Linked DNA regions of Homo sapiens: region 2 is linked to region 1. The links are chromatin loops, found by intact Hi-C in ENCODE. Cell type or tissue: psoas muscle. All regions are shown on one strand.

Region 1 (8,000 bases):
AAGAGTGAAACTCCGTCTCAAAAAAAGAAAAAAAACAAACATGTATCAGCTGAGTTTCGGAGGGTGATAAGAGTGTGGACAAGACAGGAGGCCACATGACAGGTGGGAGGCTGTTACCGAAACTCAGGGCAGGTGGCCACAGGGTCCCGGTGGGGAGGAAAGGAGAGATGCCAGGACAAGGGAGCCTCCCAGCTGGCCCGCGTTTGGGGACTCATTGTGCTGGGGGCTCCACGTGGGTGCGTTCTTAGCCGAGCATCCCACCGCCCACAAGGTGCAAGTACTGGTTTATCCCTGGTTTTGGATAAAGAGACTGAGGCATGGACGCGTGGGTATCATAGCTAATCATGGTGGAGTGGCCTTGAGCCCAGACAGCCCGGCTGCAGAGCCTGTGCTCTGATGATGGTGGGACGGCCGCACCCGGAGGCCCTGGGATGTGGGTAGTGAGCAGGGCGGAGCCTGGCCCACGGTGCCCTGGCAGCCAGTGGCACTGTCCCTGGGTTTCGCCCATGGGGAGAGAGGGCGAAAGAGTGTCATGATGTGGGGGAGCGTCGTTCTCAGTGGGACTGGGACAGGTGGCACTCCCGGGATGCACAGGGGTGGGGCAGATGGGCCTGGGAGCCTCTGGCATCAGGGCCAGGGGTGGCCCAGAGGGGGAGGCTGTGGCAGGGACAGGTGTCTCTGGCAAGTAGCAGGGCAGGCAGGAGAGACTGCAAGGGAGGTGGAGGGAGGAGCGGGGCCTCTGGCAGCGTCCATGGATGGGGCAGTTCTACAGAGGAGATGGCAGCCCCAATCAGGAAAGGCCCTGTACCCGAGCCCTTGGCTTGGAAGGTGGGAGGTGTGGGCTCTCAGAAGGACGGCAGCCCACGTGGAAACCTTCCGGCCTCACATGTGGGCAAGGCAGTGATGTCTCAGGGACATCACATGCATGCACCCGGCCCTGACTCGAACCCCTGACGGGCACTAGATGGAGCCCCACAGAAAGGGGACGTGCGTGGGCCTCTGCCAAGGTGAGTGGGCATGGGCAGTGTCGCCCCTGAAATTCCTACACCTGGCCGGGTACAGTGGCTCAGGCCTGTAATCCCAGCACTTTGGGAGGCCGAGGCAGGCAGATCACGAGGTCGAGATAGAGACCATCCTAGCCAACTTGGTGAAATCCCATCTCTACTAATCATACAAAAATTAGCTGGGCGTGGTGGCGGGTGCCTGTCCTCCCAGCTACTCCAGAGGCTGAGGCAGGAGAATTGCTTGAACCTGGGAGGCGGAGGTTGCAGTGAGCCAAGATCGCGCCACTGCACTCCAGCCTGGCGACAGCCAGATCCCATCTCAAAAAAAAAAAAAAAAAAAAGGAAAAGAAAAGAAAAATGAAAAAAAAGAAATTCCCACACCTTCTGAGGGGATTCCAGGGCTGGGACCTGACTTGCCCTTTTGGGCACTACAGAGCCTCCAGCTTCCTTGGAGAGAATTTGGAACCAAACCCTAACCCCCAGGTTGCCCTGGCAGGGTCCAGCCTGGCATCAGGGCTGACTGGCAGCCTTGCTCCCACCGTCCAAGTGCCCCTCCTGCCCTCCCACCTAGTTCCTGGGAGTGGTCGAGGCACCCGGAGCTGGTTTGTCCCAAAGAACGCACACCGCACCCAGGGCTGCCAGGAGACCTTTCCGCTCCGTGCGTCTCCAGCTCCTGCCCTCAGCCCCGAGCCTGGCCGGGATGCTGAGTGGACACCCATGGCCTCTCAGGGGTTGCCAGAAGGTTGCAAGGCCAAATGGAAAGCAGCTGAACTGGCTACATCCCTTCCTCTCCCAACCACAGCCTCTGCCTTTGGATCCTACACCTTCCTCTAGGTTAGGGACACACTCAGGAGTCAACCGGTCCATGCCAAGTCCTGGCCTGGCTCCTTGTTCGCTGTGTGCCCTAGGGGTAGCCCCTGGCCTTGGCCTCCCAATCTGTACACCGAGATGGGTGGTAGTTCCTGCCTGTGGGGTGCCGTGAGCGTCAATGGAGATCGCACCTCCCCAGAGCCTTGCAGGGCCTGGGCCTGGTCACCTCTTGGACGTGTCAGCATCGTTATTTCTCCCCCTCAATTGCCGAACACTAGTGTGTGCCTCTCTAGTGTACTGGCCCCCAGCACAGAGCCAGGCCCCGTAGGTTCCCAGGCGATGATGTGCCACTTAAATCCCCGTCGGCCACTTCCGCCACGAAGCCCCGCTTTCGCACCTGCTGAACCTAGGACTCCGCCATGCAGCAGGACCGCCCTGCACATTGCTCTCGTCCAACTGCCTTACAGATGCAGGGACCTCACCTGCGCCAGTCAGTAACTCATCTTGCAGCTAAATATATAATGTGTCTATGAGAATGTGCTGGGTCATAATCAGTTGCTCTGTGACCCTGGCAGGGTTTTTTTTGTGTTTTTTTGTTTTCGGAAACGGTATAATTCTGCAGTGGTGTGATCATAGTTCACTGCGGCTTCAAACTCCTGGGCTCAAGCAATCCTCCCACCTCAGATCCCAAGTACCTGGGACTACAGGCACAAACCACTATGCCCAGCTAATTATTTTATTTTTTGGTAGACGGGGTCTCGCTATGTTGCCCAGGCTGGAGTGCAGTGGCATGATTATAGCTCACTGCGGCCTGAAACTCCTGGGCTCACACAATCCTCCTGCGTCATCCTCCTGAGTAGCTGGGACCACACTCACGCACTGCCATGCCTGGCTAATTTTAAAGTTTTTTGTAGAGATGGAGTCTCACTGTGTTACGCTGGCCGGGAACTCCTGGGCTCCAGCGACCCTCCTACGTCAGCCTCCCAAAGTGTCGGGATTACAGGCGTGAGCCACCGTGCCCAGCCCCCTGGGCAAGTTTAACTTCTCTGTGCCTTGGACTCCCCAGTGTTAAATGGGGTAGTAGAGGGAGACAGCCCTCCGAGAGCCTTCCTGCCCTGTGCCTGGCCCAGAGCAGCAGTGCTCCGCACGTGTTGCCTGTTTCTCCATCTGAACTGCGCTCCTGGCCGCCCATGGCCTCCCAGTCATTCTGCTCCACTCCTGCTCCACACAGGTCATAAAGAACTCCCCCGTGAAGACGTTTGCTAGTCCCACCTTCAGCTCCCTCCTGGATGTGTTTCTGTCGACCACAGTGTTTCTGACGCTGTCCACCACCTGCTTCCTGAAGTACGAGGCGGCCACCGTGCCTCCCCCGCCCGCCGCCCTGGCGGTCTTCAGTGCAGCCCTGCTGCTGGAGGTGCTGTCCCTCGCGGTGTCCATCAGGTAAGCGCCGCGTGGACTGGGTCTCCAGCTCTGAGCCGTTAGCTCCCTCTTCTGGCTCCATGGCTTATGGCTGAGCGGTTGGACTGGTCCCCAGCCAGCTGTCCCTGCTGGCTGATTTCTGGAGATGGGTCCCCGTGTCCTCCCCGAGCCCTGTGCCCCAGCATCCTCCCTCCCTGACGTTGGCCCAGATGCGGGGGGACCACCTCGCTGGAGGGGGCGGTGCCTCCACAGCCCCAACCGCTGCCAGCTTGTCCCCAGATTTCCAGGTTCAGAGACTGCAAAGGAGAAGGTGAGAAGATAGGAAACAATCTGGAGGAAGGAAAGGAAAAGACATGAGCGGGGGTAGTGGGCCTGGGACAGCAGGCGCCTCTTCAGAGTACCGGAGCCAAACAGCATCTCCACGCACTTGCCTCAGGCAGTGGTCTCTTGGATGTGACGCCAACAGAAGAAAGAATAGACAAGCCCAACTTCCTCAGAAGTTAAGCTGTTGCGCTACAAAGAACACCATCAAGAAAGAGAAAGAACCCACAGAACGGGAGGGAACACTTGCAGATCAGGCCTCGGACAAGGTCTAACATCTAGAATGGATAAAGAGCACACATAGCCTGATAATAAAAAGACAGCTCATTTTAAAGGGGACAGAGGCTCCGAATAGACCACAGGTGCGTCTTGGGAAAGCTGGGCCCTCGGGACCAGCCTGGCTCCCTGAGGGGGCTCGCAGCGGCTCTGTATTCCTGAGCAGGAAGGTGGCCCTGTGTGGTCCCCGTCCTGGGCACCACAAGCCCCTTGGGTGGTCCTGTCACCCTCAACAGGATGGCTGCCGGCCTAGCAGAGTCCCACTAGCAACGGTGCCCCGGAGCTGGGCTTCAAACAGACATGGGGAGGCAGCCCTGACCTTGAGCGTCTGCTGCCCTTATCCAACATCCCAGGGCAGAAATGAATGGCTTTGAGTCTGGCGTGAGGCGCCGGAATGCTGGCTTCTCCCATCTGGGGTGGGCAGGCTGGGATTCCTGCCCCCTCCTTCCCACCTGCACTGTACCCAGGACCCTTTCAGCTTCCTCCGAGGCCGCCATGGGCCATGCTGTCTGTGGCGTGTGCTCAGTGTTTCCCAGAACTCCCTGTGGGCTCATGCCCCATCACCCCCAGCGAGCAGCCCTCTTCCTGGCACAGCCTCCCCTCCTGCCTCAGTGCCCTCCTGTGCTTCTGGGGACCCCTCCCAAAGGAGCCGTCGCCTGCAAACCCTTTCAGGGTCCACTTCCCCAGAACCCAAACCAGACATCCTCAGGCCCCTGGTTGGTTTGTTTTTCCTCTTTAAAAAGATCAGCTTTAGGCTGGGCATGGTGGCTCATGCCTGTAATCCCAGCACTTTGGGAGGCCAAGGCAGGTGGATCACCTGAGGCTGGGAGTTCGAGACCAGCCTGGACAGCATGGTGAAACCTCATCTCTACTAAAAAATACCAAAAAAAAAAAAATAGCCATTCTTGGTTGTGGGCACGTGTAACCCCAGCTACTCGGGAGGCTGAGGCAGGAGAATCAACTTGAACCCAGGAGGTGGAGATTGCAGTGAGCTGAGATCGCACCATTGCACTCCATTCTGGGTGACGAGCAAAACTCCATCTCAAAAAAGAAAAAAAAGAAGATCTGCTTTATTGTGACATGATTTATATACAATAAACTCATTCAAGTGGACAACTCAGTGATTTTTAGCAAATTTGAAGAATTGTATGAATATCACCACTATGTAACTATCGGGCACCTCCATCACCCCAAAAAGAAACCCATCCTCATGGGCAGTCACTCCCCCAGGTCTGCCTTCCCTGGTCCACCCCCAGGTTTTCCTCTAATGTGGGTAGCTGTAGCGTCTTGAGGGCTCTGAGGCCAGCATTGTCTCCATTCCTTTTTACTTTCACCCTTTAGCTATTATTCCCTGCTCCTTCAGACCCAATTCTAAAGCATTGAGGGCAACCCCGGTGTAGACTGCCGAGGGCTGGGGTGAGGTGCGCTGGAACTGCCTGCACAGACATACTCCCCAAGGATCTGGTGAAGGTGGTGGCTGCTGCACCCCTGAACAGGCCTGTGGTGGGATTTGGTTCCATTTACCAGGAATCGTCAAGCCTGGGAGAGGCCCAGACCCTGAAAGGCTTCCCTGGCCCCTCTGAGGGCCGTGTTGAGGACCCCAGGTTGACGGGAACCTGCGCTGTGGGGTATACGGGCACCCCATCCCTTTCCTGTACAGGAGGAAAGCCAGGCGCCTCCTCAGTGACTGGCCCAGGCCCCGCCCGTTGCCTCCAGGAGGCTTCCTGCATCACCCTCTCTGCTCTGCCCCAGCAGGCGTGAGGTCTCATTTTCAGATCCCTGCAGTCTCAGGGACCAGCATGAAGGCCCCCTCCAACCTCACATCTTTCCCGCTGCTGACTGGGAACTTGGTTCCCTCTGTCCCCCCTCCTAGGGCCTCTGTATTCTGCATATTTGTGGTTATTCTTGGAAGTATTCCAAAGTCTTCATTATCCTTTAAATATCAGGAAGCCAGGGCTGTCCAGGACCCTAAAAGGGTGAGGCTGTGCCTGCGTCCATGTGGGGAATGGCTGGAGAGTGAGCGTTCCCTCGCCTGGCCACACCACGCAGCCAAGAGGGAGAGGCATGGTAGGTGTTCAGGCCCGAAGGCTGGGGGCGGGGGGCTCTGTGCCAGAGGCTTTTTTGCTGTTCAGTCACAACAGCGGCCCCCGCCCAGCCTCTCCTGAGGCAGGGACAGCAGGCCTATCCCCAGCTCCCTGGCAGCAAGCTTGAGAGAAGGACTGTCTCCCCACGAGGACCCCACACCTTCTCTTCACCTCCCCATGTGGCCCCACCATGGCCCAGGGGTCCTTGGACTCAGCCAAGACCTGTTCCTCCTCCTCACAGTGGTTCTTGGCCCGCACACTCAGCTGCTTCTTTATACAGAAACTTTTATTGTGTCAACATCACACTCCTGAAACGAAGCCCGCTAGACACACGCCTGCAAAAGGAGTCAGTGAATACAGTCGCTCTGCTTAGAAGGACAAAGTCTTTTAAAATGAAATACGTGGTGCTGGACCTCACGTACAACAGAGCCCCGCTGTCTGGAGAGTCCTGAAGCCGCCAGCTAGAGGTGAACATGCACGATGAACATGACAGCCCAGATGCAGACGGCACGCGTGTGCGGGTTTGGTGGTCTAAGCGCCACGAGCCAGGTTCAGCCTGTGGTGTGATTTTCTGAAACACTGATGATGATGCCCCAAACAGCAGAGACCACTGTCACTCAGTTTCCACAGGAGCTGCGCTCCAAGAAAATCCAGGGTGTGTCAGCACCACCACAGAGCACCCTGTTTGTAGCTGGGACACAGCCTCTGGGCTAAGATGCTGTCAGCAGCCTTCTGCCTTTGCAGGTGCCCAGGGGCTTGGCTGCTGTGTGGGGTGCAGGGCAGAACCTCCCTGGGTGGCACCTGCCCACATGCAGGACAGCTCTGTCCCTGGCGCCTGCCCACCAGATGCCAGGACCGCCTCTTCTGCTGCGACAACTGCACGGGCTCCACAGAATTCCAGGACGCCTCCAAAGCTGCCCCCGTCAAGACCTCCTGCCTCAGAAGCTGATGGGAGCCGGTGACGGCAACGTGGTGGCCCCCAGGAGACTCTCCTCAGGGCCTGTGATACTCTCACGTGTTCTGTTAGGCGAGCGAAGCATGTGCTTTTCACAAGCATATTTTATCACAACGCAACATGTGACCCTAGAATCAGGTACAATGAGCTAAGCCTGGCTTCCTTGCCTTCTACCAAAAGTGAGGGAGGTAGACTCCCACCCCACGCCTGCTCTCACGCCCATCCCAGGGGCAACACGGGAGAGAGCAGAGGGCGGCGCTGGCTGCGGCCTCGCACCTGTCTCCTGGCCGATGACCCACCCCGGGCCCCGTCGCTCCTGCTAACCCCCATGCCTCTCGCAGGATGGTGTTCTTCCTGGAGGACGTCATGGCCTGCACCAAGCGCCTGCTGGAGTGGATCGCCGGCTGGCTACCACGTCACTGCATCGGGGCCATCCTGGTGTCGCTTCCCGCACTGGCCGTCTACTCCCATGTCACCTCCGAATATGAGACCAACATACACGTAAGTAAAGGCTCAGCCGTTTTATTTCCACGCTCTCCTGGACTCCCTAATCTCTCTTTTCTTTAAATCACTTGGGATAGCAATTTAAAAATAAACCCTTTGGCCAGGCATGGTGGCTCACGCCTGTAATCCCAGCACTGTGGGAGGTGGAGGTGGGCAGATCACAAGGTCAAGAGATCGAGACCATCCTGGCCAACATGGTGAAACCCCGTCTCTACTAAAAATACAATTAGCTGGTCATGGTGGCAGGCGCCTTTAATCCCAGCTACTTGGGAGGCTGAGGCAGGAGAATCGCTTGAACCTGGGAGGCAGAGGTTGCAGTGAGCTGAGGTTGCACCACCACACTGCAGCCTGGGTGATGGAGCGAGACTGCGTCACAAAATAAAATAAAATAAATAAAATAAAATAAACCCTTGAAGAGGCACGAACTCTTTTACTCTCCTGAGCCAGCTTTTTTAGAAGCCGACTTAGCATTGGCCTGCCCAGATGCTCACGCCCGGGCAGTGGCCGGGCTGGGGAGTCCCCGGTGGGCACGAGTCCCTGCCAGTGTGGCTTCTTCTTCATCAAGTTCCAAATCAGTTATTTTCCTTCACATTTTACAAAGAAGCGTCTGTCCCACCTTTCCTAACC
Region 2 (8,000 bases), 110 kb before region 1:
GAAATCCTAGGATCCTGGGAGCCGTGTGTGTTTAGATGCTTTTATTTGCTTGGTTCTTTCCCTTTCTATACCATTTACAGACTGAGTTTGTTTTTTTCTTTTCTTTTTTTTTTTTTTTGAGACAAGAGTCTCACTCCTTTGCCCAGGTTGGAGTGCAGTGGCATAATCTCGGCTCACTGTAGCTTCCACCTGTATCAGACCATTCTAACACTGCTATAAAGTTGCTACCTGAGGCCAGGTGCATGGCTCACGCCTGTAATCCCAGCACTTTCGGAGGCTGAGGCGGGCGGATCACTTGAGCTCAGGAGTTCGAGACCAGCCTGTCCGACATGGCAAAACCCCGTGTCTACTAAAAATACAAAAAATTAGCCAGGCGTGGTGGCATACGCCTCTAATTTCAGCTACTTGGGAGGCTGAGGCAGGAGAATCGCTGGAACCTAGAAGGTGGAGGTTGCAGTGAGCCCAGATCGCGCCACTGTACTCCAGCCTGGGCAACAGAGTGAGACCCCATCTCAGAAACAAACAAACAAAAAAGATGCTACCTGAGACTGAGTAATTTATAAAGAAAGCAGGTTTAATTGGCACAGTTCTGCATGGCTGGGGAGGCGTCAGGAAACTTACAATCATGGCAGAAGATGAAGGAGAAACAAGGCGCATCTTAAATGGTGTCAGGAGAGAGAGAGAGTGAGAGAGAGAGCATGCGAAGGGGGAACTGCCACTTTTAAACCATCAGGTCTCGTGAGAACTCCCTCACTCTCACGAGAACAGCATGGGGGAAACCACCCCCATGATCTAGTCCCCTCCCACCAGGTCCCTCCCTCGACACATGGGGATTACAATTCAAGATGAGATTTGGGTGGGGACACAGAGCTAAACTATATCAACCTCCCAGGGTCAAGTGCTCCTCGTACCTCAGCCTCCCTGTGACTGCACATGTGCACCACCACGCCCAGCTGATTTTTTCAAATTTTTGAGAGAGACAGGGTCTTGCCATGTTGCCTAGGCTGGTCTCAAACTCCTGGGCTCAAGCCATCCTCCTGCCTTGGCCTCCCGAAGTGTTGGGATTACAGGCGTGAGCCAAGGCACCCAGCTGAGATGGTTTCTTAACGTCCTCCAAAGGTGATTTTTTTCAAGAATCAATATAAACTCTTGGATTTTAGCTTATTTGATGTATTTCATTCCATTACAGATACATGATTTTTGATGCTCAGATTGTCCCATTTGGGGCCCATGGGAGCCCCTTTAAGTTGGCTGCTGAGTCCTCTTCATGCAACCCCAGTGGTCTTTGATAACTTTCATACCCTTTTAGTAACCTTTTTAAAGAGTTGAGAAATTATAGGTATTAAAATCTCATTAATTCTGTTTGTCTGATATGTTTATTCAGAGAGACTGAGCTAAAGTTTACCCTCATCTTTTTTGAAAAGAAAATGAATAGTATATGCATGTTTCTATGAGGAAATAATGCCACCCAAGAAACGGTTTGTGCATCTTCGAGTTCCTTGGAAGCTTTAATTTGCATTCCTACAATTGAGAGCAATGTAGAATTTCTTTCTGTATCTTCCCACTAATGCCTGTTGAGGGGCAGGTGTCTGTGAATGTAGGTAAATCGTGATAAAAAAACAATAAAAAGGCCGGGCGTGGTGGTTCACGTCTGTAATCCCAGCACTTTGGGAAGCTGAGGCGGGTGGATCACTTGAGGTCAGGAGTTTGAGACCAGCCTGGCCAACATGGGGAAACCCTGTCTGTACTGGAAATACAAAAATTAGCCGGGTGTCGTGGCGCACACCTGTAATCCCAGCTACTCGGGAAACTGAGGCAGGAGAATTGTTTCAACCTGGGAGGCAGAGGTTGCAGTGAGCTGAGATCACACCACTGCACTCCAGCCTGGGTGACACGGTGAGAACTCTGTCTCCAAAAACAAAACAAAGCAAAACAAAACAAAACCAAAACAATAAAAAAAAATCCCAAACCAAAATGTAGATGACCTGTTTGCAGACTGAGGAGTCCTGCAGCAAACTCCATCCCCCAGGACAGCTGCGGAATGTTCTAGAAGGCCCAACTCTAGGAAATCCCTTAGTAGGAGCCTTGCTCTCAACAGTGCCTCCTGGAACGATGGGCCGGCCACTCTCTTTTCCATCTTGCATCATATGTATTTGACTTATTTTGTTTATAATCTGTTTCCACGCCACTGGAATGTATCTTAAGAGCAGGAATTTTCCATGTTTTACTTCCTGCTGTGTTCCTAGTGCTGGGAATATAGCCAGGCATATAATACATGCCTGATAATATTGGCTGAATGAATGAATGAATAAATGAATGAATATTACAGGCCAGACACAGTGGCTCATGCCTGTAATCCCAGCACTTTGGAAGGCCGAGGCGGGCGGATCACCTGAGGTCGGGAGTTTGAGACCAACCTGGCCAACATGGTGAAACCCCATCTCTACTAAAAATACAAAAATTAGCCGGGCTTGGTGGCGTGCACCTGTAGTCCCAGCTACTCGGGAAATTGAGACAGGAGAATCACTTGAACCCGGGAGGCAGAGGTTGCTGAGATTGCACCACTACATTCCAGCCTGGGTGACAGAGTGAGATTCTGTCTCAAAAAAAAAAACCAAAAACAAAAACAAAACAAAACAAAAAATCCCAAACCAAAACGTAGATGACATGTTTGCAGACTGAGGAGTCCTCCCCCAGCCCAGCAAACCCCATCCCTCAGGACCGCTGTGGAACATTCCAGAAGGCCCAACTCCAGGAATTCCCTTAGTAGGAGCCTTGCTTTCAACAGTGCCTCCTGGAGCTATGGGCCAGCCACTCTCTTTTCCAGCTTGCATCATATGTATTTGACTTAATTTTGTTTATAATCTGTTTCCACGCCACTGGAATGCATCTTAAGAGCAGGAATTTTCCATGTTTTACTTCCTGCTGTGTTCCTAGCGCTGGGAATATAGCCAGGCATATAATATATGTGTGATAATATTTGCTGATAAATGAATGAATAAATAAGTAAATATAAGCCTGGTATGGTGGCTCATGCCTGTAATCCCAGCACTTTGGGAGGCCAAGGCAGGCAGATCAGCTGAGGTCAGGAGTTCAAGAACAGCCTGGCCAACGTGGAGAAATGCCATCTCTATTAAAAATACAAAAATCAGCTGGGCATGGTGGTGGGCACCTGTAATCCCAGCTACTCGGGAAGCTGAGGCAGGAGAATCTCTTGAACCCAGGAGATGGAGGTTGCTGAGATTGCGCCCCTGCACTCCAGCCTGGATGACAGAGCAAGACTCTGTCTTAAAAAAAAAAAAAAAAAATATATATATATATATATATATATATGTACATATGTATTTATACATATATATAGTGTGTGTGTGTGTATATATATATATATATATATATATATATATATATGTAACTCCACATGTGAGTACCCTGTTATGTGTGAAACCACACCCCAAACATCTACACAGAACAAGCCTCCAGGTAGAGGAAAGGCAGTAACCGCTTTGCTGGAATGACTGAGTGGTTCATTAAATAGAGGCTCCGGAGGGTCTTGATAGGCTCTAGCAAAGGTGGTGGCCGAGAGGGCTGACCAGCGCATGGTGCCTGGGAATGTGAATGGGCCCAGGGGCGCCAGAGTGTGGACAGCTTGGGACTGTGGGCTCCGAGGTGCTGCGCTGAGGGCGTGGGGCGCAGGGCAGAAACACAGAGGACTGAGTGCTTAGGGGAGGCCCAGGAAATGTGGGGTTGAACGGCCTAGTTCTGGCAATTGTTTTTAAGCTTTGTAAGATGGAGATTTCAAGAAGTATATTTATCTTAATAATATTGTAGCTCCTGGTAATTCTTATTTGATTACCATTTATACACATGGAAAACCAGCATGCCTGTTTCTGGCAAAGCTCCAGGGTAGTCTTTGTGCATAATTTCCAGGATTTTTATGTAATGCTATTAAAATCTGTTCTTTTTTTTTTCCCCCTTCCAAAGCGGGGAAAAAGCAGCTTTTGAATCATTTATTTTCGTGTTTGAGTTGTTTGGGAAATATTAACTACATTTTCTAACACTCTAGCCTGGAGAAAGGAAGAAACCCCACATGCGTGTGATTTATTTCCTTGTGTATGGATATTAAATGCAATATACCATTAAGGCTATGACACTTTAAGTGAAAGTGTTTATTGCATGTTGATTCAGTTAGTTCGTACCCTATTGTGTTACTATTTAAAGTGTGGATTGCATCGCATTCTGGAACTTCATAAATGAGTTCTTTTTCCCATAAGGAAAGGCCACTGCTTCTGATGTTCATTAATGTGATTTTTGTGTGTGTGAATGAGCTGCCTAAAAACTGGGTGTGGTGAGGGTGGTTTCTGAAAGGGAAGCACTTTTATAGCATGATCTTATTTGAAAATTTAATTTGTTTTTGTAAATTAGCTTTTGGTCTTAATACATTTCCTCCACTAACAAGCACTTTTGGGCAAATAATTTAATCTCTCTGGTTCTGCTTTTTTCATATTGGTAAAATATAAAGTTTGAGATAGATATGCTTAAAATCTCCACCATTGTCTAAGTATAGCTGAGATTCTCACGTGATTGGGACATAGTGCTCATTCTTAATTTGAAAAGTGTTTTTTTCTTTGTCCTCTTGTTTCAACTACGAACTCTCATTTAGACACATTTAGCATAGGGAAGCTCCGATTTATAGAGCCACTAAATTGCAGGGCGTGTGTGAGATTTGTAACTTCATAAAAGATTCTTTACTTCCTTTAAATATAAATACGTAAGATTGAGTTCTAGAAGTATAATTTACACATGGTTTCCTGAGGATCACGTTTCCTGAATAAAGCAGGGTATCGTTAGAGGAACCCCATTTGATTTTTTTTTTTTTTTTTTTTTTGAGATAGAGTCTTGCTCTGTCACCCAGGGTAGAGTGCAGTGGCGTGATCTCAGCTCACTGCAAACTCCGCCTCCTGGGTTCAAGTGAGTCTTGTGCCTCAGCCTCTCGAGTAGCTGGGACTATAGTCATGCAACATCATGCCCGTCTAATTTTTGTGTATTTTGTAGAGATGGGGTTTCATCATGTTGCCCAGGCTGGTCTTGAACTCCTGAGCTCAAGCAATCCAGCTGCCTTGGCCTCCTAAAGTGCTGTGATTACAGGCGTGACCCATGGTGCCTGGTCTGGGAATCCTGTTTGATTTTGAAAGTCTGAGAAACACTTTTGAAATGGCTTGGAGAAAATGTGAAGTGAATAATTATTATTTTTTTAATGTGCTTCAGTTCCCATGTGAACATTATTTTAGAGAGAGATTGGAAGGTTAGTTGCCAGTAAAATGAATTTCACTGTGTTGGCAAGTTTTTCACTCGTAGGACTGAGTGAATCCTGGACTGACAGTGTTCTTACCGATGATTCTGTTGAGGAAGGACTTGCTTGCTCTTGTTGCTCTTGACGGTGAGCTTCTGGATCTACTGGCCCTATATTGAGTGTGCAAGGGGACGTGTTAGTCCTCTAGTTGTCCCCCACATTAATGCATCTGGAAAGTGTCTACCTTAGATGTTGTAATTAGAAATTAGAGGGCTGGGCGCGGTGGCTCACGCCTGTAATCGCAGCACTTTGGGAGGCTGAGGCATGTGGATCACCTGAGATCAGGAGTTCGAGATCAGCCTGGCCAACGTCCGAAACCCTGTCTCTACTAAAAATACAAAAATTAGCCGGGCATGGTGGTGCGCACCTGTAATCCCAGTTACTCAGAGGCTGAGACAGGAGAATCGCTTGAACCTGGTAAGTAGAGGTTGCAGTGAGCTGAGATTGCGCCATTGCACTCCAGCCTAGGTGACAGAGACTGTCTCAAAAAAAAAAAAAAAAAAATTAAATGTCATCAACATTGAAAGGAAACTCTTGGATTTTGTCAAAGATTTATAAAAAGTTTTGAATGATTTTATTTTTTTCATTCAGAAGCATAATTTCCCTCTTAAAATCCCTGATGTGGATCATTTGGTTCCCTGTCATTTCCATTTTCTTTGTTCAGAGTGTCTCTTCTGGATCTCCTGAGTTTCTGTGTGTGTTTTCTTCCTTTTTGCTCAAATGATGAGCACACATGAAAGCTTTTCCTCCTTTGCCTGGGTGAGGCGGTGTTCCAGGTGTGATCTGCAGTGCCTGATTATTATATTGTATTAATCTCCTCAATTTTATTTTCTGGCTTGTCTGCATTTTTCCTTTTCTTTCTTCTCCCTTTTTTTTTTCTTATTAGAGATGGGGGTCTTGCTGTGTTGCGGGGCCTCGAGCGATCGTCCCACTTTGGCCTCCCAAAGTGCTAGGATTACGGGCGTGAGCCACAGCGCCTGGCCTCCTTTTCTTTATAGTAATTTGAATGTGGTGATTTTAATCCTCCATGGTTTTCTTATCCTTCCTCAACAAACAGCAAAGAGGCTGCTGGAAAGCCACATGACATTTGCTGTGATTTGCACGGCTGATGGGAAAACACTACTTGGTTCTGAAGGACAGGGTTGTCATTGGATACCTTTGCCCTCTGACCCGAGTGAGAATCTCACCTGGACAAAGACCCGAGTTGTGAAATCACACAGAGAAAGTGTGATTCCGAACCTGCTGCTGTCCTGTGCTTCCTGAGGACAAGTGAGTGACTGACTCCGTGTGCCAGGAACTGCAGGAGGTTAAAAACTTTCAGAACTACCATGCAAATAAGAAATTTCAAAGGACTTTTCTCTAACACACATTTCATAGTGAACGTCTCAGCTGGATTAACATAATTAACGCTGTGTTCTTTCTGGCTCCTGAAAGAAATTGTGATTAGGAACACTTTCAGGGCTGATGAGTCTAAGGTATCAACTTTGTCCCTTCTGCCACTTGAAGTTCAAATGGAAATGTTTGCTTTCATAGCTCCAGTCATGATGTTACTGTATTTAGTAGCTATTAAGTTTCCAATTCCATAGACTCCTGGGAGAAGTTCCAGTTCGCACTAAGGCTTCTGTTGCATTTAGCACCACTGCCTATGGTGTGTGGAGCTTTCCTGAACAAGTAATAGCAGCAAGGTTCTTAGCTTAGTAATAATTTTAAGCTATTCTTTGATTTTTTAAACAATTAATTAATTAATTATTTTGAGACAGCGTCTGGCTCTGTCGCCCAGGCTGGAGTGCAGTGACGTGATCTCAGCTCATTGCAGCCTCCGCCTCCTGGGCTCAAGTGATATTCTCCAGCTTCAGCCTCCTGAGTAGCTGGGACTGCAGGCGCATGCCAACACGACTGACTAATTTTTGTATTTTTTGTAGAGACAAAAATACTTTTTTTATGTAGAGACAAAAAAAAAGTTGAATGATAAAATCTTTTATTACTTAATAATATACTTTGATTGAGATTTAGCCATTTCATTTTCACTAGTGTCCAGACGTTTTCCTGAAAGGCGTGATTCCATGAGATTTAATACTGAATTATAATTTGATGTAAATGTTTTATATAATCAGTTGTTTGTTTTTAAACAGTAGCCTCTTTTCTAGGCCTGCTCTAGGTTGATTAAATATTAAGTTTTCTGATCAGCCAGATCCTTAATAGAGAGCTTCGGGGACAGCAAATGGTTGAATATGAAACCAACCTCATTTGCCATGTTGTTAGATATAAATGTCAGTGATAGCACTTTCTGGATGGTTGAGTTTTCTGAAGAGCAGAGGATTTTCTCTTTTAATCAATCAGATAATTTTCTGTTTTAACCAATTCAAACATTTGATTTTATGTTTCTGAAATAGATAAAGCACTTTCATAAAAATGGACTGTGCCAAATAAGAGGTAATTTTCTTGATGACTCAGTTATTTTTGCCTCTTGTTATTTGGCTTTTACTAATATAGCAATTTCTCTATAAAAATAGGAATCTTTGCTTTTTTAAAAAAACTGAGATCATTCTGTTTTTCCAGTTCTTACATTTTAAAAAATAATTTTTTTGGCTTCTTTTGCTATCCATGTATGTAGCTGTTGGTGTGCTTTCCTGTATCACATTTGCTCCTG

Evidence for each region. Hi-C counts contacts between places; a loop is a spot of excess contacts. Peaks named below come from ENCODE experiments on the same cell type or tissue, not always from the same donor. Only the 100,000 strongest peaks of a DNase experiment are listed, where the experiment ranks them.
Region 2: a loop joins it to region 1, with 2.5 times the contacts of the local background. A loop is called at or near these places in 2 of 110 quality-filtered maps.

Annotation. Positions count from the first base shown.
Region 1 is chr16:3,978,486-3,986,485 of GRCh38, reverse strand. ADCY9 (adenylate cyclase 9) reads left to right here. Exons shown (of 11, transcript NM_001116.4): 7 at 3,046-3,254; 8 at 7,211-7,370. Among named protein-coding and RNA genes, the nearest start is that of TRIDDENT, 32 kb to the right of the region's middle. RefSeq lists enhancers at 3,515-4,037, 4,038-4,561. In psoas muscle, a CTCF peak has its summit at 3,300 (motif pointing left); a DNase peak (open chromatin) is centred at 3,285; H3K27ac peaks cover 582 bases.
Region 2 is chr16:4,092,862-4,100,861 of GRCh38, reverse strand. The region is part of intron 2 of ADCY9 (adenylate cyclase 9); the gene reads left to right. Among named protein-coding and RNA genes, the nearest start is that of ADCY9, 20 kb to the left of the region's middle. RefSeq lists a silencer at 6,420-6,714. In psoas muscle, no CTCF peak of the experiment used is centred here; a DNase peak (open chromatin) is centred at 7,171; H3K4me3 peaks cover 3,245 bases; H3K27ac peaks cover 6,239 bases.